2 separate regions of the Homo sapiens genome follow, and region 2 is linked to region 1. The links are chromatin loops, found by intact Hi-C in ENCODE. Cell type or tissue: PC-3. All regions are shown on one strand. Links, peaks and the distances in the headings refer to the core of each region. The heading gives the core; the rest is flanking DNA.

Region 1 (15,575 bases), core at 1,949-9,948:
TGAATTAGTTGAATTTTCATGCCACATACAACCAAGAGGCAAGGTGTTAAACCATTCTGATGCTCTGCCTTATTTATAGCCGTGACCCATTCTTTTTCCCCCTCTTACAGTTAATAGAAAGATTCATGATTCTTCATGGTTGTCTATCTAGTGTCTGACAGTCCCGACTGCCTGCTAAAGCAAGTCACTATCTATAATTGATATCCTTCCGGGGAATAGGGTGCTGGCTGCAATTGAAGGGCTTTGCTGAAAGCTCTTAAATCCTGACAAGTTCTCCCCTTGTTCTGGTTCAGTCGTTGAGCTGCACGGTTGGAATTCCAGAGTTATTTGAACTTGAGACATGTGTTTCACATTAGCAAATCACAATTTGATTTGAAGAAGAGAATTAGAAACTTGGCTGACTTTGCCCGCCAGGTAGTCTGATTTCCACTGTAATGCACTCCATGTACTCTTGAAAAGATTACCTCGTTCATTACTATCTGAACAGATGGGCTAAACATTCGCCTTTCCTTTCTCTTCTCCTTTATTTCAAGCCCCTCTTCTTCACCAATTATGTGTTTATTCTAGGTTTGCTGCTGGGTCTTTATCACAGGGATGTTTAATTAATTTCTCTTTCCAGCAGTATAATTACAACTGGGCTTAGTTACTCTCAAGCTAGTATTAAATTTGTCATAAATTTACTTCTGTGACCAGAAGCTAAGAAGATAGGTGTGTATTTTTGTTAGCTTTGTTCTTGTACTTCATCCCTTTCTTGGTGTCGGTTAAAACTGAAGGAAACAAAAAAGCAAGAGGAGTATATAGAAAGAAAATTAATTCCAAGTACATTGAAGACTGAATTTATTATTGATTTGCCAAGATGCAAGTATTTTCTCTTGCCATTTGAAAGGCACACATTCTAACATCTCAAAATGAGTTGAAAGTCCATATTTTTCTTCAATTTTAAATTAACCAGACCTTTTTTTTTGTTGAGCATTATATTATAAAAGACGTGAATCATAACTTCAAATGTGTTTCTGAGAGTTGTAGTGTATCCACTCTCAAAGTGTCGTTTGGTTTTGCTTTCTGTTTATGCTATTTGGTTTGTGCTGATGTTATTTGGTTTAGCTTATGTTTATTATGTAAAACAGCTCAGCCCAACTTCTTCCAAGGAGGAAGGATGCTTTCTGTCTACACGGAGATCCATTTCCCTCATGTTTTAATTTTGTCCGAGAAGTAAGTTCCATCTTTGGGTCTTTGATGTTTGAGGTGTCTGAAATATGCACAGCCTGCAGCACACGTTAGTCTCAGGTTCTCTGAAACCTGCACACTTTGGTTGTGCATGACATTGTATATACCAACTATGTTTTGAGAGGCTTTCTAAGAGGAGGAATAGGAATAAACATAAAGAACTTCCATCTCAGTGTGGAGTCATTACTGCTGAGTGGCTGGTTATGCTTGAAAACATCAGTGCTGAGATCGAAAGAATAATAGTATCATCACCATACTTCATGTCCACCTGTTTGCTGTAACTCTGCAACTCTTCACCCTCAATTTCAACAATCCAACCCCGTATTTCTGTGTAAGAAATAACACATGTAATATTATCCCCAAGGGTCTTTAAAAAGTCAAATGATTTTAAAAGTTTTATTCCCCAGCCCAATCCCCAGCAGCATAACCCTGCAGGGCCCTTGGCAATCGCACTGGGGGATGTTGTCTTCTACCTGTGGGGCAGAACCGCAGAGAAAGTGAGATGTATTTCTGTTAGCACCCAGCTTCAACTGGGTGGCGTTCAAGTCTCTGTAATCCTCCATTTGTCTCCGTGAAGCATTGTGTCAAAAATTCATCTTTTTGTAGAGTGATTAACCACCTACTTGGATTTTAAAATGCTTTCATATGCTGCGAATTTTGATCTCTAAAAGCATGCTGAAGTTTCCTTTATCAGAAGAACACAGTCATAATCACCTTTGCTGCCATTTGGAAACAAATTCTATACATCAGCAGCATGAAAATGAGGGGCTTTCTTTTTAATATAGAGATTTAGATATAAAGAAAACACATCTAATTTGTGAAGAATTGATGTGTCTGTAGAAACGCAAGGAAGAGTTAGGATGTGAAGACATTCTTTTCACATTAATACCGTGATCCTAAATTTGCATTTTAAATGTTTCCCATATAATTTCGATCCCTTTGCTAAAGTTGCATTGTCTATCCTTACCTAAGAGAAAATTGAGTTTAAGATGCGATAGGGGTCTCAGATATGAGGCAGAAATTAGTTTTGTGTGCACATAAAACATAAAACAAATGAGTGGAGATTTTGATCTTATTTTCCCTACATGGAGTTGCTAGTTAATTCGGTTACTCTAATTATTTGGAAACACGGCATATAAAATATAGACTAAGAACTACAAACTTCAAAGCCATCTTTTGACAATTTTGCCTTAAGGGTCACGTTCTCTTTAAAGTTGCTGACTAAATTGCACCTGCAGAAATTGTTCCCATAAAGAGACACTCAGGAGATCAGATTGATTGCGAGGGTGTGTGAGGGCTGTGTGGTCCACCGGCCAGAGCCCCCCAGGCCCAGCTAGGATTCTGAGTGGCAGCCCCATCTCTGCCCTGACTCTTGGGATGACCTCCTTAGAACCATTTGACCCCTTAGAACGTTATTTTCTCACTTATCATACTGTGAAACAGCCATGAAAATAAACGCTGTCCCCAACGTCCAAGGCCAAGCACAGATCACATGCAGTAGGTCTAATGAGAAACAGACAGAGGGTCTCGAAGAGGTCACTCAGTCTCTCATTGTTTTATGTGTGTGTTTCGCTGGGTTGAGTGGGGGAGGAGAATGCGGTGGCACTGTCGGTTTCTGTGGCTTATTTTATATTAATTGTTGCTAAACTGGGATGTACGCTAGACTGAAGCCAAGAGACTTCCTTTTTCTTCCGCATTGTGTGTCTGCTGAATAAGACCTGGCCTTGCCTCGTTCAACCTTGGTTTCAGTCAAAGAAAGCAAAAAGTTTGAATTGGATAGTCCTTAGGACAGGGATGGTAAACAGATTCTCCCTCAAGTGCGAGCTAGCTGGCTGGCAGCCACCAGGAGTACTGTGCAGAGTCCCCCTCCCCTTTCAGCCTGGGAGGGAGTTTGGGGTGGGCTGGGAGTGGCGGGGGGCTGTGAACAGTTATGGGTGACTGCCCCCAGGTGGAGTTTAAGAGGCGGCCATGTATTAGTTACTTTCTTAATTCATTCATCCGTTGTATACTCCCTGAAATATTTCATCAAAATCTTCCTCCGAGTAACTGTTTCTGACATCTGGGGAACATTTTCCTATTGAAAGCTTTTTAGCTGGTTCTCAATGATACTTTAGGTGAGATTCTAGATTCTGCCAATAGTTAGTGCCCTGGAATATTCTGTATGGATCCACTCCAGACAAGTGGGAATGGTGGTCACTTTGGGCTGGGCTGCATACCTCATTTGAATATGCTTGCCTATAGCAGATGTTGCTGGCATAATGTATTCTCCTGTTTATTAGGAAAAGTACAAGCCAACATTAGTGGATCAGCCATTTGCTCAACAGCTCTTGATGAGATGTGCAGAGCCCTGGCAGGTGCTACATGGGCTGGGGACAGCCCATGTGGTACCCACAGCCCCAGCTTTGTGGTGGACACATGATTTACACCCTCAAAGACTGGACAGTCTGACTGGGAGGAGGAGATAAGGAAACATAAAAGCATAGTGAACAACAAGAGGTGAAACATAAAGAAGCCATAATTGTGTATTGCGACTCTATGGGCTGAGAGAGGGAGGAGTACAGAGGAATACTGGAAAAGACTCCTAGGAAACAGGTGGAAAATATGGTTAGGGTCAAAGTAAATCATGCAGGTAAACTTTTGAGGCCTGATGAAATGATGATGGTGGTGATGATGATGATGATGATGATGGTGGTGATGATGATGATTTGAGAAGAATTAGCACCTGATTTGAAGGAATAATTTTGTTTCCCATCATTACCCAGTGGCAGTACAGTGTGAATGTGTTTCAAAGCAGACAGACCTGGGTTCACGGCCTGCTCTGCTCCCAAGGAAAATAGTGACTTTTACCACATAAAACGGTGAGGGAATTAGCTAAAAAAGTTATACTCAATAAAATGTTAGTGATTCTGCTTACGAGAGAAAAATGTCAAGATATTTAGAGGCTGCTGTGTCCATGCATGTCACGTATAAAAGCAGGGGTTAGGTTAATATTCAGGCAGTGTTGGGGTTGGTATGTCAGCATGAAATTAGTAATTGCAGAAAGATGTCGATAGGCCCCCAGTTCATGAAACACTGCAAGAGAAGAACTGGAGCGGCGCTCTGGGTTCATTTCTTCCATTGCAGGTTCTTCCTTGTGCTTTTCTGCAGTGCGGAGATTCCATCTCTCCTGTTCATGTGTCCTGACATCCTTCTGGAAATTTTCTTCGGTGGTTACACCAAACCAAGGTTTCTCCACTGTAGCACATAAGGGCAGATCATTCTCTGGCGTTGGGGGTTGTCCTGGGCATTGTAGGGTGTTAAGCAGCATCCCAGGCCTCTCCCCATGAGATGCCAGTTCTTTATAGTGGGAGGCTGTCCTGCGCATTCCCTCCCTCGTCATGACAACCAAAACTGTTTCCAGACATTGTCAGATGTCCCTGGGAGACAGTATTGCCCCCAGTTCTGCCCTAAATATTTCCTCTTGTCGCGTAGTGTGGAGAAAGAAAAACACACGTAAGAAAAACAAAAAAAAATTGTGATTAAAGAAAAAGTTTCTCCTGTTTAAATGTTCTTTAGAATGTTCAGATTAGAAATAAGAGATGATCTCATTAAAATGTCTCTAGTAAGAAGCTACTTAAATATACCTATGTGTGGGGGGGTGGGTGTGTGTGTGTGCGTGTGTAAACTGGCAGAGCTTAATTTAAAAACCACATTTGCTAAGGTTAGGCACACAGTAGTTCTCAGTAAGGCCCATAACCAGCCAAGCCCGTTTTCTTGGTGGAGAAACTCCATCACTATTTTTTTTTTCAGGCCTAGGGAAGTCACACAGACTCCAACTTCTGAGATCATAGCAAGCAGAGTTGGAGATCAGGCTCCTGCTTTGACATAAAACAGAGCTCCGGGAACAGAAAGCAGTTTTCTAATGCGAGGACTTTTTTTTTAAGATTTGGGGATATTTAGGCTTCTCTGGGATTAGCCAAATACTACCATGGAGGCATTTTTATTTTTTCTAGAACAATTAATGTTGCAAGAGAAGAGAACTGTAAATGGGATATCCTCAGGAGACAATGTGTAAGCCAAGGCCTTAAACTTAAACCAACTCCACCCGACCCCACCCAGTTACCAGTAAAACCAGCATTAATCAGTGAGTGGGGGATGGGAAGAACACCAGATAATGTGTTGGAGATCTGTCTTTCATTCCTACATCTGCCAGAAACTGTTTCTGAATTTAAGTAAGTCACCCTGCAGTAAATCCTCCGTGTCTCATCTGTAAAGTGGAGATAATAATATCCATTCTAGGTTCTTCACTGGGTTTTTTAATTTGTTTTTTGTTTATGAGGATAGAATGAGATCCTATAATGGAAGTACTTTGTAAACTCAAAAGCTTTATTCAAACATAAGGAAAAATCCATAGCAAGTAGTACTAATAAACTCACTCAACTGAAGAATGGAGAGATTAAGTGCACTTTTATGAACATTTAAAAATAGTCATAAGTATACCATTGATTTCAGTTGCACAGGCTCGCCTATGCAGGCTGCTGTTCATCTTACCTGTTTACTCATCTGCTGTTGATCCATCGTCACCACCTGGTGGCCACTACAGAAATTGCAGGCATAGCAGCTAGAAGAAAACGCTTCATGCATGTCCGATCTAGGGTGCTGGGGTTGGGGGCTATCCCTTTGAGTAAGGGGAGCATACAGGGCAGGCTGTTATGAGTACTATCGATGTACAAGCAGGACAGTGGGAAAATGAGTAAGGTGAAGGCACAGAAGAAGGAATGAAAGATACATCTCATGGAGATTGGATATGAGCATGGTATGGAATAAACTGGTGGATGTAAACACAGAAAGACCATTGCAGAAAGGCATTGGGGATTCTATGTGGAGAAGACAGCAGGAAGAAGTTAAAGGGTACAGAAAGTATGGGAAAATTTTATCTATGATTATAGCTAATATAATAAAAGACTGAGGTTTTTGGCATCTCTTTGAATTAGAAATATAATTACAAATGATTTGTTTTATGCTTTTTGGTTGAAGAGTGGTATGATAAGTAATGCAGTTAGAGCAGAACCAAAGTATGTCCGGAAGGCAGAAGGGTAGTGGGTAGTAAGATTAAAGAGCCGAGTAGCACCATGTCATGGGAGATGTGATTGCTAGACTAGGAGTCTGACTTTTATTCCAGGTGGAGTAAGGATAATTAAATGCTTTTGATGAGAGGAATGGCTTGAGCCAGCATCAGCTTTAGAAAGATGGGGCTGAGCCTTGCAAAACCTGGCAAGTTGCAAGTACAGTGTATTAAAGAGGGCAAGGTTAGACTGGGGTAGGGCCAGAAGTGAGACTCTGCAGTGGAAGTTATTTGAAATTATTTTTTAAAATTTGGGAGGATAGTTTGGAGATGTTTTACGAGTACAGTTTGAGCAGCTGATGTGGATGTTCTGCATGATATCCAGAGAGAAGTCAGAAGCTTCAGGGCTGCTGGCTGAGTGCTGGGAGGAGACGTTACCCATGGAACCTCTGTGTCTTGCCTGTGTGGCATCAGGCTCTTTACCAAAGGGTACTAAGATTCTGCTATCTTTCTTTAAAACAGGATTATCAGGGTCGTTGGGATAATTATCTCTGATAGTTTATGGGAGATACCTACTACAGTGCTAGTCAAGTTTTTAGAGCCAGTTAGCTTTTATTGTGATTGTTATCATTTTTCCTTTGTCATTATTTTGCTTTGTGCAAAATAAGATGTGCCAGGCCAAGCGAGTGGCACATGCCTATAATCCCAGCACTTTGGGAGGCCGTGGTGGGAGAATCACTTGAACTTAGGAGTTCAAGACCATCCTGGGCAACATAGCAAGACCCTATCTCTACAAAATAACAATAATAATACTAATTTAGCCGAACATGGTGAGGCACACCTGTAGTCCCAGCTACTTGAGAGGCTGAGGTGGCTGCAATGAGCTATGATTGCACCACTGTACTCCAGCCTGGGCAACAGAGTGAGACTGTCTCAAAAAAAAAAAATAAGGTGTGTCTTATTTTCTAGTTATGAATATATAATCCTGTGGCACACAGGCATCACCTGGCAAATAGTTCCATACATCTACAGTGGCCACTTTTCTTCCAATCAGGGCAGGATTGTTTTGGACGAATACAGAGAATGAATATTCAAAGCATTAGGTCTGGTGGGCTTAGACAAATAAAATAGACAGGTAGGTCAACCACATTTTATTTCTAAGTGGTGATTCAGATGAATGGGATGTAGTTCCTGATCTGTTTGGCAGGAATGAAAATGTCTTTCTAATCAGGAAAACAAAACTGCACCAGCTGTCTTCTGTTAGATTCACAGGACTCTCTCCGGTCAACCATGTCTCTAACATAACCGGCCCAATCTTATCTCGGCTGCTCTACCTGCCTAAAGGGACATGGTGTTTCTTTAGGCTCTCCCTTGTGCTTCAGCACATGTGACCTGTCCCAAGGAGCTCTCTAGGACATGCGGGAGAGCCCAGTTTGTGAAGAGGAGGTCTTCCTGGTGGCCTTTCCTGGGGGCAGGGAGAGTTTGCACAGGTTCCTCTGGTGCAGTTTCTACCACAAGATAAAGCAGTCAAGCTGCAAGTGAAACACAGCCCTCACTGTATTCCTCCTCGTGTTTAGCAGAGATAAACTTCACTGGAATCTCAGTACTGAGCCATTTGGCTTCTGGCTGTAGCTTTAATTGATATAATGCAGATTTTTTTTTTCTTGATCAAGAGGGGATTATTCTTGTTATCAGTCCAGAGCATCTTATTTTAAGATGAAAAGCCTTTACGGAATTACAGATGCCAGCACTTGTACAAAGCTTTTTGGCGATTGACAACTCAAAGAGAAAGTATGATTTATTAGCCTATAATGGCTAACCCTGAGCAATGGTCTAGGTCCTACTGATTTGTGAAATTGCTTAACGTGAACTGCCTTTTTATGCTACACAAGCCCCAGGTTACTCAAGTAAATGTAGTGTCTGCATTACATGAAATGTTACAGGAGAGAGAAGAAGAAAAGGGAGGGGGGAGAGGAGCAAGGTGGATTCTAAAATCCATCTTGGTGGTGCCTTTTACAGTAGTTTGGCTGATAAGCCGGCAGAGGAAAGATTAATAACGAGGCTTGTCGCTATCAGTACCTGCTTGTCGATTCTCTGTAACAGGGCTGTCTGTTCAGCATGGAAATTATTGATTAAATAAAAATGGCTATTAGATTGTGACGTGATCCATAATCACAAACAATGGTGGACATTCCTCTCTTAGATCCTCGGCCATGCATCAAGTCGTTTCTTTTTTCCCCTGGCCGTAATTTATATTGCGCTGACACTTGGGCTCATTAGGTTTATCCTTTCTGCTCAGAGGCACGAGCGGTGAGGACCAGCAGGAAGTCGGGGAGGAAGAGAGGAGAGATGATGGCCCCGGCCAGGGATCTGGCCAGTGTACTCACTGGGCTAGCATAAACATGTTGCAGTAAAATACATATCACATAGCAGTTACCATTTTGTCCATTTTGAAGTTTGCAGTTCTGTGTGGCATTGAGCGCAGTCACAGTGTTGTGTAACCGCCAACACTGTCCACTTCCAGGACATTTTGATCACCCCACAAGGCAGCTCTGTATGCATGAAGCGGTTACCTCCCATTCCCCCTCCCCGCCAGCCCCTGAAAACCACCAACCTGCCTTCTGTCTCTATGGATTTGTTTATTCTGGATATTTCTTATAAATGAAATCATACAAAATGTGACCTTTTGTACGATGTCTGCCTTTTTTGCACTTACCATGTTTTCAAAGTTCATTGATGCTGTGGCAGGTATCAGTGCTTTGTTCTTTTTTATGGCTGAATAATATTCTCTTGGATGGCTGGCTATACCACACTTTGTTTATCCGTGCATCCGTTGATGGATATTTGAGTTTCTACTTTCTGGCTATTGTGTTACTATGAACATTCATTTACAAGTTCATGCTTGAACACCTGTTTTCAGTTCTTTTGGGTATATCCCTAGAAGTGGGATTGCTGGGCCATATGGTGATTCTCTTTGCTTTATTTCAGAAACTGCTAAAGCTATGGCAGGGTTTAAGCTGTAGGCTCTGCCTTTTTCAGGTGGTCTCACCTTTAACTTCATTCTGCTTCCCTCAGTACCACCCCTTCTTGCCTGAGTGCTGCCTAAGCTCCCCTGGGCTGGGGACTCAGTCTGGCTGTGGAGTGCTCTATGACACTGCTATCTGTGGGTACACAGGCATTACCCAGCAAATAACTCCATACATCTACAGTGGCCACATCTACAGTGGCCACATTTCCCCTAAACAAAGTGGGACTGAATAGTCAAAGCATTAGGCTAGGTGGACTCAGACAAATAAAATAGACTGGTAGATTGACCACATTTTATTTCTAAATGGTGATTCAGAGGAATGGGGTGTAGGTTCTGTTCTGTTCTGTAGGAATGAACATAATCCTCTTTTAGTAGCTGGTTTGTGTCCTCCTTCCTGGACATTATTGCTGTGGTCCCTCCTAGTTGTGGAATCTTAAAAATGACCTAACCAACTACAAGGAGGTCTAGCAAGGCTAAAAAACATATTGAAGGCCACTAAACTCATTAGTGAGTGGTTTGCTACTGATTAATCAGTTTCCTCATACACAAATCATATTGTTTTAATGGCTGCTTGGTGCATATAAGGAAGGTTTGGCCTTTAGATGTTCTTAACTATTAAATGTATGCATTTTATTATCTCACACTTCACCCCAACAAAGACAGTCCCCTTCCCCTGTCCACTTCAGTCAAGTTGCCTCAAGTTTGATATTTTCCCACATGTTTATGGCCAGTTAGATACCATTGAAAGCGAATATAACACTTCATCAGAAACTTCAGACTCTTTGATCAAAACACAGGTGAAAATCACATGCTCATCTATAACTGAATATTTCCACTCAGGCTGAAACCCATGAACTCATCCAGAAGAGGCATCTGTCTATTGATGTGGTCAGGTGTGCTATCGATTATCCTAAACTTAAAGCTGGAAGCAACACTTAGAAGAAGCATAACTTCTTAACTTGAACCTCCAAGCTCCCAGTGCACTCCCCTACCCAGCCCTGTGTTATTTACCGTCCCACTTTAAGCCGCAGCCTCACATGGAGAGAGGCAGAGATGAGGCTTCTCCAGAGGGAAACAGCTCTCAGGGCAGCCTCTGGAGCCTCGTGCAGGCACAGGAGCAGGTGCCCAGGAGCAGCTCCGAGTGTCAATCCTGGCTTCCCTGGGGGCCTTGTTGAATAGCAAGAGACTTTGGAGAAAGTGCTGCAAGTCAGTTGAGGATCATTCCAGAAAGCCACTGTAAGCATTCATGGATTATCTAAGAAAGAAAAGACCAAGTTTGAAGAATATAGATCTCAATGGAATTCTTTGATAAAGTTAGATACATACAAAAGATTGAAAGAAAGTAAATATGTGGAAATAAGAAAGAACTAGTGACATAGACTTACCTGAACATATCCAGTCCACTGGGGCTACTGTGGGTCCTGATGGCCACAGAGAGGATGCTGTGGGATCCAGGAACGGGGAGGCACATCCCTTGGAATGAATGGTTTACAATCAACGAATGGCAGTGAAAGCAAGCAGCTCACTTCCTCGTTTGCTCATCTTCTGTGTTGGTCCAAGTGAATGTTCATTTGTTCATTTTGTTATTTGTTTGGAACGAGAACTGAGAGGACAGTGATGACGCCGATGAGACCCGTTCTCCTGGGGCTTCCCATTGGGAACAGAGACAGCAGGAAAAGGAAGCATGCGTGCCCAGCTGACACAAGAGTAAGATCGTTGATTGGTAAGGGAGTCAGAGGCCAGTTGAGTGGCAACGTCAGGACTGCAATTCCTTACAAATGGCACGATGAACCAATATCAGAAATTTTTGATCAATTACAAAAAAAAAAAAAAAAAAAAGAACAATTTGCTGGGGGAGATAGAAAGTGGTGACTATCGTTCTGTACTTTCAAAGGGGACAAGAAAATGAATTCAGAAAGTTCCAAGGGTAGGGTCAAGTCAATTCTAGAGAAAACTCTATTTTTATTATCATAAACGTGTTGTCCTGTTATAAGATAAAATGGTGATCATTGATACCCTCTGGGTTCACTAAGAAAACTGTCACACTAGACCGGGCTGATATTTTCTTTCACAATATCATTAGACTGGTTGTTCAGGAAAATACAGTAAATATGATTGACGGGACTTCAGCAAAACCTTTAATAAGAAACTACGGCCAAGGCAGAGGAAGATGGTTGTGTTAAACAGCAGTTAGGAGATGTAGTTGTTGGGTGGATGATAAGGGCATGGCTTGGCATCAGTCAAGGGAGCTGTTTCTAGAATCGTGCTGCTGGGCTGGGCTCCCAGCCCTGGTCTGCATAACAATTTGGTGTACCTGTTTCCAGGATGAAGTTGTGGAGTGCAATTATCATCAGAGTTGTTTGTGAGGAATATTTATATCCAGTTAGTGACTGAATCAGGATCCTCAGAGATCTTGAAAAATAAAAAACATGAAATAGCTCTAAGGAGATTAAAAATTATGATAACAACATAGGACCTTTAATCAACTATAAGTTCACTATTACAAGACAAAGATAGTTTCCACCAAGCCTAGCTAATGTGATTCTCAACTATAGAAATAGAAGTATGTTATTAGAATTACACTCAAAGTATCTCTGGAAAAGAGCACCTTAGTCTGGCACTCCACTTTCTAAAGATACACTGATGTATAGGCATTGGATCAGGTAGAGAAAGAACCAGACTTGCCTCGTGTAGAGTGGTTGACAGAACCAGATAAGAAGGTGTGGTTTGCGCCTATAGTCCCAGCTACTTGGGAGGCTGAGGCTGGAGGATTACCTGAGCCTAGGAGTTCAAGGCTGCAGTGAGCACTTGTGAATAGCCACTATGCTCCAACCTGTGCAACATAGGGAGACCCCATCTCTGAAAAAATAAAGAAGAACCAAGGAAGAGAAGTTTTGCAAGTTGAAGGTGGGCAGAAAGTGCCAAGGGACATGATAACTGCTTTCAAATATTTGTTGGTGGTTGGCTGTCCTGTGGGAGCTGCATCCAGCTTGTCCTCAATGTATGGATCAAAGGTCCAATGCATGGAAACCATAGGGAGACAGATTTAGGCTTGGTATAAGGAAAACCGAATTGTCCTCTGAGACCCGTCCAAAATGTTTACCCAGGGGAAAGGGAGCTCCTGTACTGCAATGTGAGGTTGTTTAAATTGTACACCATGGGTGTGGGGTATTATAGAGGTAATACAGAGCATCCAGTGGGTTGCTGGACTAGATTTACTTAGTCCCACTCGAACCTGAGTGAAATTCTTTATACCGCAGAAGTTTCTTGCAAGCCAGTTACATGCCTATGTTTAAAGTAGGGACTCATTTTCATTTGTTCTCAACAAAGAACAATATCATCTCAGTTTTATAACACTCCAGCAGTTTTTCCTCTCCATCTAGGTCAAGACTTTTCCTTCTTTATTTTAATTTTTTTATTATAAAACATATTACTACTTAGTAAAACAAACTAGGCCGACATACTGTTTGAAAGGGTGAACCTCTGAGTTCCTCAGGTAACTGACATGGGGTAAGAATGTGGGTACTGTGAGGCCTCAGTTTTTCCTTGTATACCAGAGCCACCTCTATTGTAAAAACTTCTTAGATTTTTTTAGTTTTTCTCACTTCATTTTGATGTAACCATTCCTGCTATGGGTATTACATATGAAAATTCCCATATAATTTTCTTTAGAAATTAGTCTTGTGCTGTGAGTGCTTTTGTATCACATACATTTTATTCTGAGATCCTTTGAGATAAAAACATTAGTGCCGAGCTTATTGAGAGGTAAATAATCAAGTACTTTGAGAATACCAGGAAAGGCGTTTTTTTCCTCAATAAGTACTTCTTTTTCTCTTGGGTTTGCACTGTGGAAATGTGTGCCCTAACTCTTAACCTGAAGGATATAAAACTTGGTGTGATCATTGAGTTTTTAAAATCACTTTTTTTAAACTGCAGTCCTTAGCAGAGTGCATCTCAATCTTGTTTTTATTTCAAGCACATAAGAGATGACATAAGAACTTTTAACTTGGCTGAGCTCTTTCTCATTCTGTCTGTTGCGTAGCAATATCTTGCTGTTGGGTTCTTTTTTCTTCCTTCCTTTTTTTTTTTTTTTTTTTAAATTTCCTCCTTAGCATCATTATCTTGGTAATTCACTTCACTCTATTCCCCTGTGTTCTGGGTGGAGCTAAGATATCTTTGGTGGTGTTGGTCAACTGGCCCTTCATTTTCCTTCTCTCCTTCAAGAATTTCGAGTTAAGAATGAACGTTTCCTTTTGAGAGATTGTTGGCTCTAAGCTGAGGCTGAGCTAAAAACACCTGGGAGAGCCTCACCTGCTGCCTGTGGAACCCAGCCACATTTCTGTTGCCTGAGAAATGACCCAACCCTGTTATCACTTCCACTTCCTAATGCTTTTATTGTCAGGAACTCCTGAAATGTATTAAGAAATTTAGAAACTAAGAAATGAATAAAAAGAACCAAATAGAAATGAACTGGTCTTTAAGTCCTAAGAAAGTGCTCTGTGAAATGCACTTACCAGGGCCTCCCTGGCAATTCCTGTTAGGGATCCTGTAAGTGTCAGAAATGTCTCCCCCTGAGAAACTTGGGCTCTACCTGGCTGGGTCACTTGAAGTTATCCATGTTTCCCTGGAATAGCACATTCCTGACTTGGGAATAAACCTTACTGTCCCTAGCCCCCAAAATTAGGAGTTGTAGTCCTTGTCAGAGCCTTTTGGGCCTGTCCCCTGATAGGATATCTGTAGCCTCATACACATGCAGGTTCACACACTGTATATCTCAATATTTAGAAGCTGTAAGCCAAGCTCACAAGCTGATAAATGAATGAAATGTTTCATACTTTGTCTAATACACCTGCATTGTGACTAGGGAGGGCAGGTTTCATAGAGAATTCTTGGACTCCTCAGAGTTCTCTGCCAGCACGTGGTGGCCCAGGGACAGTTGTCTCCCAGCCCACCCTCTTCTCCTCCCACTCTTGGAGATGTCTGTTCCTGAGCCTCACTCCAGAGCTGAGGAATAATTCCTGTGCATACAGAGATCTGAGAACCACTGCCCCCACTAACTCTGCATTGAGGGAAGCACCAGGCAGCCTGTGCCCCATTGGAGCCTGAAGTCTGGCAGACAACAGACAGCCTTGTTCTGGGCAATGTTGCCCTTCGAGCTCGGGTATCCCTTATACTTTTTTAAGTACAGGGGGATCCATATTCTAGTTTAGAATTTGTTCTCTGTGTCATTTGCTAAACTTATTTTATCTTTTGAGGGATGATATATTCAAATTAGGGATAAGTGGCAAAGCAACAAGATCCTTTATGGTAGAAACATGCATTTGGTTGGTTCTAAGAGTTGTAACATCATTTCGCTTATGGAGACCATGCTGAACTTGGGACTATTTCTAGAGAATAATGTGAGATACCCATCCCTCACGCCCTGAAAACAGCCTCATCCCTCTCCCCTTCCTCAACTCCTCTCACTAACTAGTGTCCTCCAGAGGACTCCAAGGGGAACCCTGTCTTTGGTCTTTAGAACTCGAGAGGAACAAAACAAGGAAAGAGAAATTGAACAGGAAGTTAGAGAGATAGTAAAATAATATCCTTTGTCTTCATACGCTTCCCTCCCTTCCCACGTCGGGCAGTGGTTAATGCTGCAGCAGAGCCCAATGGGTCGGTGTCTGAACAGTGGACAGGAGACCTGGGGAGGCGAGCACCTGGGCTGTATTCTAGGGAGGCAGGTATCAGCTGCTCCCTGCCAAGGGTACAAAAGGCAGCACCGTGTTCACTCAATGGACCCCAAAATTTAGAGGAGGTCCATCCAGACATGACTCTGAATCTGTGTGTGTGTGTGTGTGTGTGTGTGTGTGTGTGTGTGTATGTGAATTCAGGATAAAAAATGTTTTTTAGCAGTTAAGCACTTTGCACCACATCCATCCATCTATCCATCCATCCGTTCTTAAATTTTGACGTTCTAAAATATGGCAAACATTATAGTCACATACGGTAGAGAGCCCTTAAAGAGACCACGCTCACCAAAGCATTCAATAAGGGGAACATAATGAGGCTTACTAAAGCAACAGGGAAACGGTAAGGTTCAGATAACTATTTTTTTAAAGCCCAAATCCATAATTCCTTCAAAAGCAGTTAAAACCAGAGGCAACTTTTATTAAAATATTAATATTTTAAAATATTTTTGTCTTCATGTATTTCTAAAAATTGAGTCTGTACTTCATGTGTTGGTTCTGTGAGTTTCTATTTTGTGTCTTGCTTTCATCATATGTATGTGCCATC
Region 2 (15,575 bases), core at 4,192-12,191, 820 kb before region 1:
TAAGTAACGTTCAAATTATACAAAATTTAGAAAATAGTGACAAGAAAAAAGATGAATGATAATCTCATCATCCATACAACTCCTCTGAATGTTTTGCTCTTTTTAAAATACATAATGAAATTTTAAAAGCATAGTTTACACACTTTCTATATTGTATTTTTTAACCTAACATGATGTCATAAGTATTTATTATGTCATTACAAAGTTATTATATTCATATTTGAATAATTGCACTATTTTCACTATTTTGGATATTTAGATTGTTTTTTGTTTTTCTCATGTAATAATAGCACTATAATAAATATGTGAGTATAATTTTAATCAGTTTTGAATTATTTCTCTATGAAAGAGTTATGTGGGATTGCTACATAAGAGGATGTGCATAATCTTTTAGATTTTTATGAATATTGTCTAACTACTCAAAAATTTTATATCATCTTATAATCTATCACATATATGTTTGAATGTGTTACATCACACCCTGATAAGCTGTTGGTGTTTTTTTGATGCTTTTCATAATAACAATAAAAAATGGAATTGTGTTTGATTATTGTTAAGGGTAAGCATTTTTTTCATATTTTTGGTTACAGTTGTGTTTCTTCAGGTTAAAGGATAATGGATCTTGACTAGATCTTAGCAATCATCTGCTCCAGTGTCCTTCAGATGTTTCTCATATACAGTTAGCATTTTTCAAATGCAATCTTATACACCCCAATCTCTAAAACAGATACAAATACAAGTGCTCTTGATGGAATGGGAGTGGAAGGTCCCATAAACCCCACTACTCAACTGTCCCTCAACCCCTGAGACTGCTCTAAGGAATACTAGGGCTCCAGGAAATAGAGTTTGAAAACCACCCATTTGCCTCTGCCATGGTCTTACTCTTGGCAGATTTTCCTGCAGAATCCCTGCACAGGTAATTTAGTGATGTGTAGAGCCACAGTCTGTGTGTGATCTCCGGAGGAGCAAAGTGAGGGCCGCCAAGAAGTACCGACTACAAAATCTCTTTGGGGTATAGACAAGGAGTGGTGTGCATATGTGTGTGGGTGGCAGTGCTGGGAATATTTCTGTTGGGGAGATGTAATCTCTCTCTAATAAATAGCCTTTCACATTTTTAAATAGTACACTTAATGCTCCGAACTAAACATCTTTCTTACAAAGAGGAACAATAAGGGGCGAAATGACTCATATTACAAAAGGACCATAGGGTCTCTATAAGTGGCATCTTTTCAGGAGCTTGTTTGCAGATCATTAAACACTTAATAGAGGGAGAAAGAAATAATCTATGTGTTCCAGGCCACTGGTGATTAAGTAGCAATCAGATATAAAACAAAGCAGATCTGAAGTTATACTGATTTGTGTCTCATGTTGAAATTCTGCATTTTACCAGCCAGGGAGCAAAAGTGTGATACCATGCAATTCACTATCCAAGTACTTGTCAATTAAAAGTTGTCTCTCCAATTCATACACACCTGCTGGTGTTGCCTATGCAGTACATTTTCAATGTGCATATTGGCATAATGGAGGTCTTGTTAAAAATGTTGATTCTTATTAAAAATCTCAGAGGTAGGACTGGGGTGTCTTCATTTCTAAAAAACTCTCAGGCGGTGCCAGTGGTGTTGGTTTCTGGACCACATTTTGGGTGGTGAGGGTCTAGGGATGATTTCAACAGCTTTGGTAACGGATTCAAAATTTCCTCCATCTTTTTACTCTTAGAACACTTGCTCACTTGAATTCACTCACTTGAATTAAATGCACACTAACTCATCAATAAACTAACAAAATAGACACAATCCCAGGAAGTTTTTCTGCTCCTTACAGTCATCTCATGCTCTCCTCCCAATTTCACTTTTTACTTGTTATCGCTTCATCTTCTGGGGTTCAATACAAGCATATTCATGGAGCTAAAGAGCCACTTAGTAAGCAGATACAGAACACAGTGTATGGTGCTAGGATTTCCCAACCTCTGCACTATTGACATTTTGGACTAGATAATTTTTTGTTGTGAAGACTGGCCTGTCCATTGTAGGATGTTTAGTAGCATCCCTGACCTCTACCCAGTAAATACCAATGTCATCCCCATCCCAGCCCCACCTGATACCTGTTCATGACAATCAAAAATGTCTCCAGATATTGCCAGATGTGTCCTGGGAGGATGGGACATTTCCTCTGGCTGAGAACCACTGCTCCAGACTGTGCATGGTCTGGGGACCAAACAGAAGAAATTTTTGAGTGAAGAAAGGAAGAAAGCAACATATTTTTTTTGTTGTTGTTAGTTCTCAACATTAACAAAGTCAGGGACTGGGCACTGGAATCTTTGCTTCAGTCCAACATTTCCACTTCTGTGATTGTAGAAGAAAGAGGAGAAGCAGCATAAGGACCACGGAGCTCCTCCATCTTTGTTGCCACCTTCCCACTCATGTATGGGTGCACCTCATGTGTGTAGCCCAAATCACTTGGCAGACCCTAGTTGCAAGGGAGTTTAAGAACATGGTGGTATCTTAGTCTGTTTTGCTGTAAAAGAATAACTGAGGTTGGCTAATTTATAAAGAAAATAGGTTTATTTAGCTCATGGTTCTGTAGGCTGTACAGGAAGCATGGCACTGGCATCTGCTCAACTTTTGGTGAGGGCTTTTGTGCTGTATCAAAACATGGTGGAGAAGGTCAAAGGGGAAGCAGACATGGGAGAAGAGAGACCATACCTGAGGGGGCATCCTGGCTTGATAACAACCCACTTTTGTGGGAACTAATCATTCCCTCAAGAACCAATCCAGTCCTGTGAAAGAAAGAACTCCCTACCATGAAAATGGCACCAAGCCATTCATGAGGGATCTGCCCCAGGACCCAAACACCTCCCACTAGGCCCCACCCCACAACACAGCCACATTGAGAATCAAGTTTCAGCATGATTTTGTGGGGACAAACAAACCATATCCAAACCATAGCAGGTGGTCAGCTTTTCACTTCTGTGTGAGGGAAGACCTGTGAGAAGAGTCTGGGATGGATGTTGAGTGAGCCAGTCCATGGGTCCACCCTCTCCCATGCTTCAGAGTTCCCAGTAGTGGCTTAGCCTGGAGAAGTTGCCTTTGGCTAAGCAAAAAGGCCCAGTGCTCCAACAAAGCTTTAGAATGATCATTTTCTTCTTTTCTAAAAAATAATTATACTTCAGTAAGGTTCGAATTAATAGAGAAATACACAAGGCCTAAGCTAGAAACTTTTACCAGGCACATCTTATGGACAATTATTGAATATTACAAAATGGGCAGGCAGTCTATCAATAGAATGTTCTATCTCATGAAAGAGCAACAATATGTGGTTGCTAATGCTTATATAATGTATGTGCCCGGGACTGTCTTAATGTCTTTTTCTACATTAACTTATTTACATCTCACAACAAATATCAAAATAATACTTTTCACAGATGAGAAAACTGAGACCCAGAGACTTTAAGTGTCTTGCCCAACGTCACCTAATTAGAAAACGGCAGGCCTGGGATTCCAATCCATGCAAATTTGATTGCAAAGTCTGTTTTTCATAACCATGCTACAACTAACTGTAAATAAATAGCTAACTATTTGATTAGATGCCATCTTATAATCTATTCTGTGGCCCTAAGAGACAGGGTTAATATGAAAAAAAAGTGCAAGAGTCTGTCAAGTTCAAGGTCTTTGCAGCTTTTGAAAAGACATTTAAATATTGTGTGAAGGAAAGGAATGAAAAAGCCCGGTTAAGTGATGTAACAGGGTAAGTGAGGGTAGCAGATTTTCACTGAGATTTTCATTCATTTATGGGAAACTGTATTTTACAGGACATAGGTTCTCTGTGATATCAGCCCCTTCATTATGCTATGAAGTCTCTGTTATAGTCTGTCCATTTGGTTGAAGTGGCCCATTTGTGTCACTGACAAGAATTCAGTTTGTATCAGGCCTGCTACTTTCAGCTGTTAAGAACTTCTAGCTGTTAAGAAGGTATCCCCTAAATTTTGGAGAGTGACATATTGTATTTTAGCTGGTTAGCATCTTTTACCCGGAAAAATATTTAGATTAACATTAAAAACTGTAAGAGAATCAAAACATAATGTTAATATTTTTGTAATAAGGCATCTGAATATGTTTATAAGATTTCATCTATTAGAATATTAGTCAACCTTATCAATAAATTGAAAATGTGTAATTGAGTAATTGATTTACACTTGAAATTTCTAAGTTGAAATAGCTTTGTTTGCAAATAATATTAGATCATTTTAGATAACTTAAAGTTCTTATTTATAAGCTTAATTTATTAAATGTACAGTGTAATTTTTAAATATTTAGGAAAAGTTTGTTCAATTAGACTATTGTAGTATTTAGAAGGAAATCAATTATTTGAAATTTATAAATGTTGTTTTATATATTTGAAGTTTTAAAATTAATTTTGTAAGTAGGATCAACTATGAATCAAAGCTCCTTCAAAGTGATTGTTAAAACTTTTTAGACTAACATGTATAGTTACATATAGAGATTGAATTTAAAAGCTTACGGAAGAAATAAATGTTTTGAGTTTTTAACTTTCAGAAGGCTGAGATGAGATGAATTTGTAATTTTAATAAGTTGAATATCAATTTTTAAATACCAAAGTAAACCCCTGAATAATCCTTTCTCTATCCAGGCACTCTCCTTGAAGACATAAACAAAAACACCTCCCCAGCCCACCTACACCTGCAAAGCCTCAAATGCAAAGTCATCAAAGAAATAGCAAAAAGCTTCTCAGGGCCACCAATAGGAAGGCAGACAAATTTAGGAAAGAACAGAGACAACCCATGTCCATTCTCTAAATTAGGACTCTAAGCTTTACAGTGTTAAGAGAAAAACAATCAAATGGAATATTTTGATCAGTAGTAGATTTCAACACTTTTGCACTTCATACATTGCTCTCTTTCTTTAGAAACATTTGGAAGAGTTTTACCATGCAAAGATCAAAACAGCAAAGCAACTCTTCATAGCAATTATGAAGTCAATGTATTTCACAATAGACCCTTTAGTGTGGGTTGTAAATGCTTCTCAGCATATTTCCTAATTTACTTATGCAAAGGAGGGCCCTCAACTTTGAAACTTCAGTCTTGAGGGCTAAATCAAGGTAGTGATCATGAAAAATTCAGAACAAAACTTTGTACATTTACATTAGAATGTAATTGCTATTTTATTATAATTGATTCATATCTATTTTGTAGATTCTGGAAACTTCTAACTGCACAATTTTTTTTTAATTAGCAAAATAAACAAATGCATTCAATGGAAAAACTATACAATATAATGAAAATATTGATATGAGTGTTTCTTCAGTTATAAACATTAATGTAGTTGCAGAATTATATATACCATCATATGCCAATTTTGTTCTTGAAATGGTGAAAAATCATACTTTACTTACATGTGCATTTTGGTTTTGTTTTTCTTTTTTTTTTAAATTGAGATGGAGTCTCTTTCTGTCGCCCAGGCTGGAGTGCAGTGGCGCAATCTTGACTCACTGCAAACTCGGTCTCCCAGGTTCAAGTGATTCTCCACCCTCAGCCTCCTGAGTAGCTGGGACTGCAGGCATGGTGGCGCCTGGCTAATTTTTGTATTTCTAGTAGAGACAGGGTTTCATCATGTTGGCCAGGCTGGTCTTAAACCCCTGACCTGAAGTGATCCGCCCACCTTGGCCTCCCAAAATGCTGGGATTATAGGGGTGAGCCACTGTGCTCCGCCTGGTTTCTTTTCTAGAATCGTGGCTGGCTCTTGGTCCTGCCCTAATGAGGGGTGGGGGCAGCTTGTGCATCTCGTGAGCAATACTGCTTCGCTACTGGCCCCCTCTGGCATTCAAAATCTTCATCACTAAAGGGAGGGCTGAAGGATGACCTTGGAAGAATGTGCTGGTACTCACAGGATACTGTTCAGGAGTTTATTATTCAGAATTAGTCTTGTTTGTGGTGAAAACAGTAGAAAAATAGCAATGACTCCATTCATGGCTATTTGAGCAGTCCCTATTAGGGCACTTAGGTGGTTTTGCTTCCTAGAGCAAAACTCCCTAACCCTGGATTAAGTACCAAACCTTCGTTTTCTATTTGTAAGTTGAGAGATGCGTCTCTTCCTCACAGGATTGTGTGAGAGGATTCCATGATAGGGAACTGGGCACAGTATCTGACCCATGGCACAGCACTCAGTACGTGGCAATGAAGAGCCATCAGTGCTCATTAATAACCCCAAACCACATCCTGGCTTAGCAACACCGTGAGCTGATCCAAGCCTCCTGTTAGCAAATTCAAGGCTCTTCATTCTAGAAGTCATCTCCCACTTAGTGCTGTCACACCTCCCCCAACTTCTCTTTAGATGTGATGCCCAGTATCTTAGGGCTCCTTCCTTCCCTTGCTCCTCCTGCCTCCAACAAAATCTGTTTTTAAGAGATTATCTAATAACCTCTTGGTCTAAGTCATTATTTCTTTTTATCTTATTTTTCCAGGGTTGTTGAGGTATAATTGACAAATAAAAGTTGTGTATATTTAAGGTACACAGCCTGATGCTTTGATATACTTATACATTGTGGAATATCACTTTAATCAAGTTAATTAACATATCTGTTGCCTCATGTAGTTGCGTGTGTGTATGTGTGTGTGAGTGTGAACACCAAAGACCATCTTAGCAAATTTCAAGGATTCATACAGATTTGGAAACTCTAGTCACCATGTTATAAGTAAGATCTTAGAATTTATTCATCTTACGAAACCGAAACCTTGTACTCCTTGACTAACATGTCCCTTTAAAAGGGTCACATGGCTTTAGACCAAAAAAGTAGAGCTTAAATTCTATATTTCAGGCTATAGGAAGAGGGTAGCAGAGGCATCTAAGGGTTGAAACACTTGTTTGAACTCTGGAAATTATACCTTTCATATTCACCTTCTCCATGTACTTGTAAAACTGGTCTCACTAGGCTGAGTGGTTTCTGGCACCCTCTTTCCCCTAAAATCTGTTTCAGAGGTTAGAGTGACCTCTTAAGGAATGAGTTACTCAGGAATTTCAAATCTGTCAGAAGATATAATTGAAAAATTTTTGGGCATGAGTGGGGTGTGGAGTACTTACCAAATAAGATCCTAGTTTTAAATTTGAGCACACAGACTTTAAAACTTTAGAAAGTAAAAATGTGCTTGACTTTGTGGGTGTGTGGTGTGAACATGTGTGGATAAGCGTGTGTGACTGTGTGTGTGAGTGGTAAGTATCAGTGTTTAGGGTCTGTGGTTGCATGTACATGTGTGTACAAACGTGTGTGTGGTGAGTATGAGTGTGTGTGATGTGTGGTGTGTGTGGTATATATATGTGTGTGACTGTGTGTGTTGTGTGTATGTAGTATGTATGACTACATGTATGGTGTGCATATGTGATGTGTGTGGCTGCATGTGTGTGTGTGTGGCAGGTTTTGACCTCTGCTGAAACAGCAGTTCAGGTGATGGAAGCTTCCTGTTCAACCACAAAACAGATTGTTTTCCTCCAAATTATCCGGACATCGTGGAGCGCCGAGCCAGGATCACTATCTCTGCCGTGGAGAGGGAGTTTATTCCAAATAAACATTGTAAGGTTGACAGATTCCTAAGATGAACTTTAGCTTGAGTTTCTATTTACTATAAGTTCCTAAGAAAACTTTGAGAGTATAATTTGTGCTCAAATGCTTCAGTCAGAGTGAATTGTAGGATGGAGGGGATAACTTGAGTGTTTAATCTGTGCAAATGCTGTTTCATATTTTTTTTAAGACTATTTTTTGAGAAGTGGCTCTGGCTGTGTCAGTAGCATTTCCTTCCCCCGCCAAAGGCCACTTGCTCCTTTTTTCTTTGGTGTCCTTTCTGAGCCATGTCCTATCATTCCAGGTATCGCTAATTCAGCACATACATGCCATGATCCCATGTCCTTCGGCTGTGCCCTGCCAGGTGGAGTATGTTGCACTGTCTAACGCTAAGAAAATGGGGAGCTCTGGAGCCAGCAGAGGGAGCTTTCTGTCCAAATTGGAACTGCCTTCAAATTTGCAGCACAGATTCACACTCTTTTTAAAACTTTAGAAGGAACTTTCAGGTAGCCTGGCTTTGTGCATCAAGTAGCATGTATAATTCCACATCTGAGGCATCTATTCAATGCTTCTCGTGAGTGCCTTCCATGCATTAGTTTGCCACTGAGGGAGAGTGCCTGCAACTCTCCTGCACATTGCTTTCAGGTTAATCTTCCCTCTCCACGGTGGAGATAGTGATCCTGACTCAGGGCTCCACGATGTCCGAGGAATTTGGAGGAAAACAATCTGTTTTGTGGTTGAACAGGAGGCTTCTATTACCTGAACTGCTGTTTCAGCAGAGGTAAAAATGCACCCCCCCACACACACAGTCACACACACAACATACACCATACATGCAGTCATACATACTACATACATAACACACACACACATATATGTATCACACACACCACACATCACACACACTCATACTCACCACCCACACTGAATCTTGTTTCACTGCCCTGGCCTCAGCATAAAACTAGAGTGTGAGACTGGACTCTACATGAACTTTCTTGTTCTTTGTTCCTTCATTTATAAAATGAGGCCACTACAACCATGTGGTAGAATAAACAATGACCTCAGCAATATAATATAACTCAGTGCTAAAGCCAAAACCAGGATCAGAGAATAACAGCATCTCAAACCTGGAGAGACCAGGGTAGCAGAGCACTTGATCCAAGCCCCCATCTGAGGAGGCAGAAATCTTCCAGGACGGGAGGGTGTTTTCATATGGCAGGAGTCCCAGGACTTACGGCTATAGCCTCTTGTCCAATGTATTGGGTTTCTGCAGCCTTGTGTGTGTGACTTTGAAGAGCCACATGTTTTAACTCCAGGGAAATGAAAAGTGAGCTATCTGATGTAGCTTATACATGAACCCACATCCTTCCATGAAACAATACCATTCCAAATAGAAGCAGCAATAGTCAGCCTCATTCTGATTCTATTTCTTCTATAGAATTCGTGTTTTGTGTGATCATTCATTCAGCAAATCTTTTTTGAGCTCTTCTTGTGTGTCAATTATTGTGTTGCCTAGTGCGGCTGTAGCCACACTGCAAGCACTGCCTCTGACAGCTTATGAAGAGTGCTACGCTGAATGCAGCTAGTTTGGCCATCTTCTATGTTCACCTCCTTCCATTTCCTGGCTCTAGTGTTCTGAATCTACACACTGAACTTTGATGCCTACAGAGTCACTGTTTCACTTGTTTTTGGTGGTACCAGACATGCAATTTACCAAATAGTCCCAGCTTCCTGCCTTGCAGGCCAGTGGGAAGTTTGCATTTCCTGGCCCATTGTGGTGGAGTAGAACCACGTTACTAGTTCTGGCCAGGACCTGTGAGTGTGATGTGTTTCACTTCTAGGTCGGAGCATCTCTACCTAGCTCCGTATCCCTCAGACAAGGAGCTCCAGAGAAGGGCTGGTGCTGCTCCCCAGCCTGGCTCCCTAAGGGACTGTAGGAACACAGCCTTTTGCTGACTCCCAAAAGCCACATGCCAGGTATAAGAAATCAACCATTGGGTTGTTTTTTTTTGTGTTTGTTTGTTTTCTTTTTTTCTTTTCTTTTTTTTTGTTTTTACAAGGAGCCTATCCCAACTGATTACCTTCATATAGAACATAGCAATTGGGTTCCTGCTTTATTTGGGCTAATCACTAGCATATATTCATTTATTGATTGATTCATTCATTTAACAAATAGGCCTCCAGTTCCTCCTGTGTGTCAGGAACAATTCCGGGGATTCAGCTGTGAACACGAGTCAACGATCTTCCCCATGTCAAGCTTATCTTCCAGTGGAGAAGAAGAGGAGTGATCACACTTAATAGGAAAAACAAGCAGGAAATAAAAGCAAAAACACAAATCCAGGTGGGCTTTGTCATTGCTGAGACTACTCCTGATAAATCCTGACATTTCAGGGTACTGTGCAGGAGACTTACAGACACCAGAAACCCGAAGGCAGCATTCACCTGGATAATGCTAGAAGGAAACATAAAAGGTCAGAGAAGGCCCCGACCATATGTACATCTTACGGACCACTGATGATGCTTCAAGATTGCTGGTCAGGTGAAGGAAACACCATGACCACCCCAAATCAATCACATAGAATTCCATGACTGAGGAAATTCTCTCCATTCTTTGCCTCCTCCAACACCTGCTCTCACTCAGCTCAATCTAGCCTCTTCTTTTGCCACATGAATGGGGTCAGGAGTTAGCAGGAAATAGAACGATGGGAGTAGGAGAGAATGTCTGTGAGAAAAATATAATGGTCCTCTTCCCCTTAATACTCCAGGCACAAAGGGGAGACTCAAGCTCATGGACAGTGAGAATAATTTAGCAGCATCTTCAAGCTGAATCCCAGTACTCTGCTTTCTAGTTTATGTGGTCTTGGAGGTGACTCGATTTATTCCTTTAAAATGAGAATAATACCTGTCTTACAGCATCACTGTGAAGGGGAAGGCAAGCTGAAGAGTACCACATAAGAAGGACTCACTGGCAGCCATTATTTTATGAAGGTAGAATTTTTTTTCCAAGTGCGTTAGCATCTGTTGTCCATTTGCTTTTTTAAAAATGATTGTAGAGATGGGGTCTCACTATATTGCCCAGGCTGGTCTCAAACTCCTGGGCTCAAGCTATTCTCCAGCCTCGGTCTCCTGAAGTGTTGAGATTACAGGCATGAGCCACCATGTCCGGGAGTTGTCTACCTTCCTACAACACTCCTGAAGAGGATGGCTAGAGAGGAACTCATGTTGTTGTAATCCCCCACAATGAGAAAGCTGCACACTGGTATACAAAATATTACCTCTTTGTTGTTAGGCCACTATGGTTACTTCTTGAGAAATCTGCTTTCTACTGAACATCAATTTATATTTCAAATAAATGAACATCTATAAAAATAGACGTCTGATTGAATATAAACGGGTGAGTTTTTAAATACCTGGATCATGGGGATTCTAAATGCTAAATTCTCGGTGTATTCGGAACTCATGAATTAAGAAATCCTTCCAGTGGTGCTTATTAGTTGGTATTTTAGGAAAGTAAACATTGAGTAGAAGTATTTAGAAATATTCCATCTGTACACCGGGGCCTGTTGTGGGGTGGGGGGAGCGGGGAGGGGGGAGGGGTAGCATTAGGCGATATACCTAATGTAAATGACGAGTTAATGGGTGCAGCACACCAACATGGAACATGTATACATATGTAACAAACCTGCACGTTGTGCACATGTACCCTAGAACTTAAAGTATAAAAAAAAAAAAAAGAAATATTCCATCTGTGTTTGTGAACTCCTAAGGACTGACCTAAGCCTGGAAATTGTGAACTTTTGAATGTTCATCTGTGCTGGCTTCTGCGAGGTCTGTGAACTTCCCTTACTCAATATTCCAGACTAGCTCTTAACTTATTCTGCATGGGAGATACTCCGGAATTCAAATCCTTAAGCAAGCATCCATTTGATTAGAGTTTATGGTAGTTTTATGCGTGAAAAAATCCCTGACCATTTGCTCTTTCTTTTAGGGAGCTGGTTAAAGAATGATGGCAACCTTGGAATATTATGCTATAGAAGACCTACTGCTTTCTAGAAAATGCTTTCCTGTTGTACATATGCCATAACCCCATATGTGGGTGTTGGCACTTGGTGTTTTAGATGATGAATAATAAAACATACTACATCAAGTCAATGCTCACTTCCGTCACTCTAATGGAGTGTTGGGCATTATTGTGATAATATCCTTAAAATAACTGAGTAAAAAACAAAAAAATCTTCCAACCACAGCCAGTTAACTTCCCTATATAAAAAATGTAGGTTCTTTTTTTATTAGGCTACAAAACTATTTCAAGCAAATGGAAACCAAATGTGTACCAAAAAAGAGCCCATGTGTATTTTCAAACTGTTGTACCTCAATGGTTCATGCCTTTGGGCTCTAGAGCAAAGAGCAGCCAAGTCTCCCTCCTCTCTTTGTGCCTTTAGGAGGGAATAAAATACATACCTGTTGAGAACATGTTTGCATGATTGTATTAAGCAAGTGACATATTAAAATAGTCCCAAATGTTTTGAATAGAACCATTTTAATATTAGCTTAAAAACTACCAAAATAGTAAATACATGATCGTTAAGCTCCAAATACTCTGCTTATTGGAAGAGAGCATTTAAAAAAAAAATAGAGAGGTTAATCGTATTTTTAAGAGTCCTGAGATGTGGACTTCTCTGATTTCTTGATGTCTGATGAGCAAAGACCTGTGAGTCTCCTAATCACTAATGCCAATGGAATTTAATGCTCTAAAATTAAAATTTCCCTTTTAAGTCAATAGGTACTCCTCTTATACCAAGAAGTTCTGAGGGGTAAGAAATGTATGAGAATATGACCAGGACAGACAATAATCAAGGAAAAGGAATAGATCCCACATAGGCACACACACATCAAAGCCCACACTCACATATACATATCCACGAGCACAGACACTCAACTTGTAAGCTTCAGTTCGTATCATGTCAAACATCAGAGAGGTTTAAATTTTTATTTTCAAGCCAGTGCCCAGGGATGGGCATCTCCAGGGAGCTGAGGATTAGCACAAGGCAGCCCTGCCAGCCATGCCTACATCCCCACAGGCACAGGACAAGCCAAAGCCTTTGTTGTATGTTGGCAATGCACTTTTATGAATGTAATTTCTATTGCTGTTTTTAGCCTTTTCACATCATGTAATGTGAGGCCTTATACTTGTTAAAAAATTTATTTTCAAAATTGAGAAAAATGGTATTCAATGGCCAATGTTTTGAAGAAAGTTTCTTGAATTTCCTTGTATGTTACTCCTTGAGTCCTTCCTGCTCTCGGAATTCATATAATGCTATGTTCTTGGCAAGCTGGGCTACTGTAGCAAACACAGTGTAATCAATAAATGAAAAATTAAATGCCCTATTATGGGCAAAGCAGGCCTGGCCATAATCCAGCGTAAGCCTTTCCTGTCCTCTATATTTATTAGACTTCGCGTTGCCCTTGTTCACGTTCGCCTTAATAAAAGCTAAAAGAGGTGCCAAAGAATAGATTTGTTGAATACTTGATGCCTGTTTTTCTCGCCATTAAAGCATCAGCTCTGATTAGGAGAAGCACTATATCCTGTGGGAACCAGAGCCGGTGGTGGCATTTGGTGGGGGATTTCAAATGCACAGATGTGATCTTTGGACAATGGAAAATCAAATGAGCTGAAGTTGGACGAAACCAGATGTAGAGCCTCCAAGTTCAACCAAATACATTGTAAAGAGGCAGTTGTGCTGCTGGGGTAAAGTGATCCAAAAGTTAGACATTTGATGGTGAGTTAAATAGGTCTTGCCCAGCCCACACAATGCATCATCTTGAGGTTCACATCTCTATCTCCCCAAGACGAAGAAATCATCTCAGCACAAGTGTTTTAATGGGATGTAAAAAGGATGATCATCTGTCAGAGCCTTAGAGATGCAGCATCTGAATGGGCTCAGGTTTTGGAGGGTGCTCACACCAAAGGCTCATGCACTCTCCACTTGTCATTTCCCTTAGAGGTATGCAATTTGACGGAAAAGATTGATACTAACCTCCAACTTTTAAACCAGAAAGACAGTGTTTTCCTAGTGGAGTCCAAACCCCTTTGTTTGTATAAATGTTCTGGGGAACCAACTTTGCTTTAAGGGGATCACTTATTAAGCCTAGGATTGGAACAAACATTTTGAGGAATCTGTCAGCCAGTGCCTTATGAACTGCTCCCTGCTCCATTGTAGAGTACAGCTGTCTCGAGAACCAGCTCTGAGGTTCCAGCACGAATTGTCTCACTTGACATGAACTGTAAAACCATTGGCACCACCTTACCTTTTCTATCATAATGCCTATGAATAAAACCCCATAATCCTCTGTTTGTTCTGCCTGCATGTGTCTTTTTTAGTTTAACTTCCTTTCATGATATGTTAAAAATCACATTGACGGTGGGTGCCAAAAGCATTTAATTCCAACTGTGGAAAATGAATTCAAGGTAGCTTCTGCTCATGGGTGGCTCCTTCCCCTCCAGAACAGCCTTATCCCTGAGTTGGCATCCACCATGAGCCTGAAAATCAATCGCTCTTTGGATTTGCAGCCCAAGGGAAGTGAATAAATGCCTGAGTAATTGAAGGGAGGGTGATTATGAGTAAATCACAATATAACTCTTTCTTGAAACTGATGTGTTGATTTTAAATTGTGATCTAAGATGTTCAGAATGAGGAGGCTTTGGGATTCTTCAAGAAGAGGTCTCTGCTAGAGAAGAATGAAAAGGTTAAAGCTGAAGGGGCTTAATGAATGTGGGATTGAATTCTTATTAATCAGGAAGCTCAGAGGGGTGGGGGCAAGGAGTGAGGACAGTGTTCCTGTGAACACTCAGGGAAATAAAAATCACAAGTGAGTTGAACAAGTCAACAGAATGTGAGGAAAGAAAGTAAGGTGGGCTTTTCCCTTTGTTTATTTCTGATCCGGGAAAGGAGCTGATCCACGACAAAGAAGGGGCAAGGGAAAAGGTACTTTAAGACCTTGTTTGAGTTCAGCCATTTATTGACCGAGATGATCAGTAACATAAAGACATTCACATGCATTATAACTGTATGCTTCAGAGAAGGCTCTGAACTAGCTTAGTGTTAAAAATTAATTAAGGCAATGCAAACACATTGTTTAATAGAAGTGTACGGAAGAGTTTATGATGAAAAGGACCTGCCTTCTTTCTCACATTTCTCCTTCCCAAGGCCTGTCTTCAGAGACAACCACTTTTGATCCCCATTATTTGGGAACTGCTCATATTTCTAAATAATGTGATTTTATACTGATAATTAGACTGATAAAATGAGCTTATACTAATCTTTCTTATCAGCTTTTGACATTGTGTAATTGCTTTCCAGTTACTTGCGTGTAGATGAAATTTTAACTTTCTCACACCTCTTCTCTCCCAAAGTGTCTTTGTTTGTTTATCCTTTAGTATGCATTTTGTTTATTTTCTTTAATTAAAGGTTTTATTTTGAGATAATTGTAGATTTACATGCAATTGTAGCAAATAATGCAGAAAGAGCTCATGTACCCTTTACTCAGCGTTCCCCATCTTGCACCAGTAATAGTCCAATATCATCACCAAGATATCAATATTGATATAGTCAAGACACAGAACACTACATTGCCACAAAGATCCCTTGTCTTACCCTTTCATAGCTACCCTGCTTCCTTCTCATTCTCAGCCTCTTTTTAACCCTGGCAATCACATTCTATTCTCCATTTTTATACTTTTGTAATTTCAATAATAATATTAGCATTATTATTTGAGACAAGGTCCCACTGGACACCAATTGCACAGGTTGGATTCCAGTGGCACAATCCTGGGCTCAAGAGATCCTACCACCTCAGCCTCCTGAGTAGCTGGGACTACAGGTGCATGCCAGCACACCTGGCTACTTTTTCTATTTTTTGTGGAGACAGGGGCTCACTTTATTGCCTAGGCTGTCTTGAACTATTGGCCTCAAGTGATCCTCTGGCCTCAGCCTCCGAAGTGTGGG

What was found. Peaks named below come from ENCODE experiments on the same cell type or tissue, not always from the same donor. Only the 100,000 strongest peaks of a DNase experiment are listed, where the experiment ranks them.
Region 2: a loop joins it to region 1, with 2.9 times the contacts of the local background. A loop is called at or near these places in 3 of 110 quality-filtered maps.

The regions. Positions count from the first base shown.
Region 1 is chr7:42,005,044-42,020,618 of GRCh38, reverse strand. All of the region lies in intron 10 of GLI3 (GLI family zinc finger 3), which reads left to right. Among named protein-coding and RNA genes, the nearest start is that of GLI3, 220 kb to the left of the region's middle. In PC-3, for the core only: a CTCF peak has its summit at 5,802 (motif pointing left); a DNase peak (open chromatin) is centred at 5,778.
Region 2 is chr7:42,824,261-42,839,835 of GRCh38, reverse strand. No RefSeq gene overlaps it. Among named protein-coding and RNA genes, the nearest start is that of C7orf25, 80 kb to the left of the region's middle. In PC-3, for the core only: CTCF peaks have their summits at 7,790 and 7,989 (motif pointing right); DNase peaks (open chromatin) are centred at 6,975 and 7,965; H3K4me3 peaks cover 1,155 bases.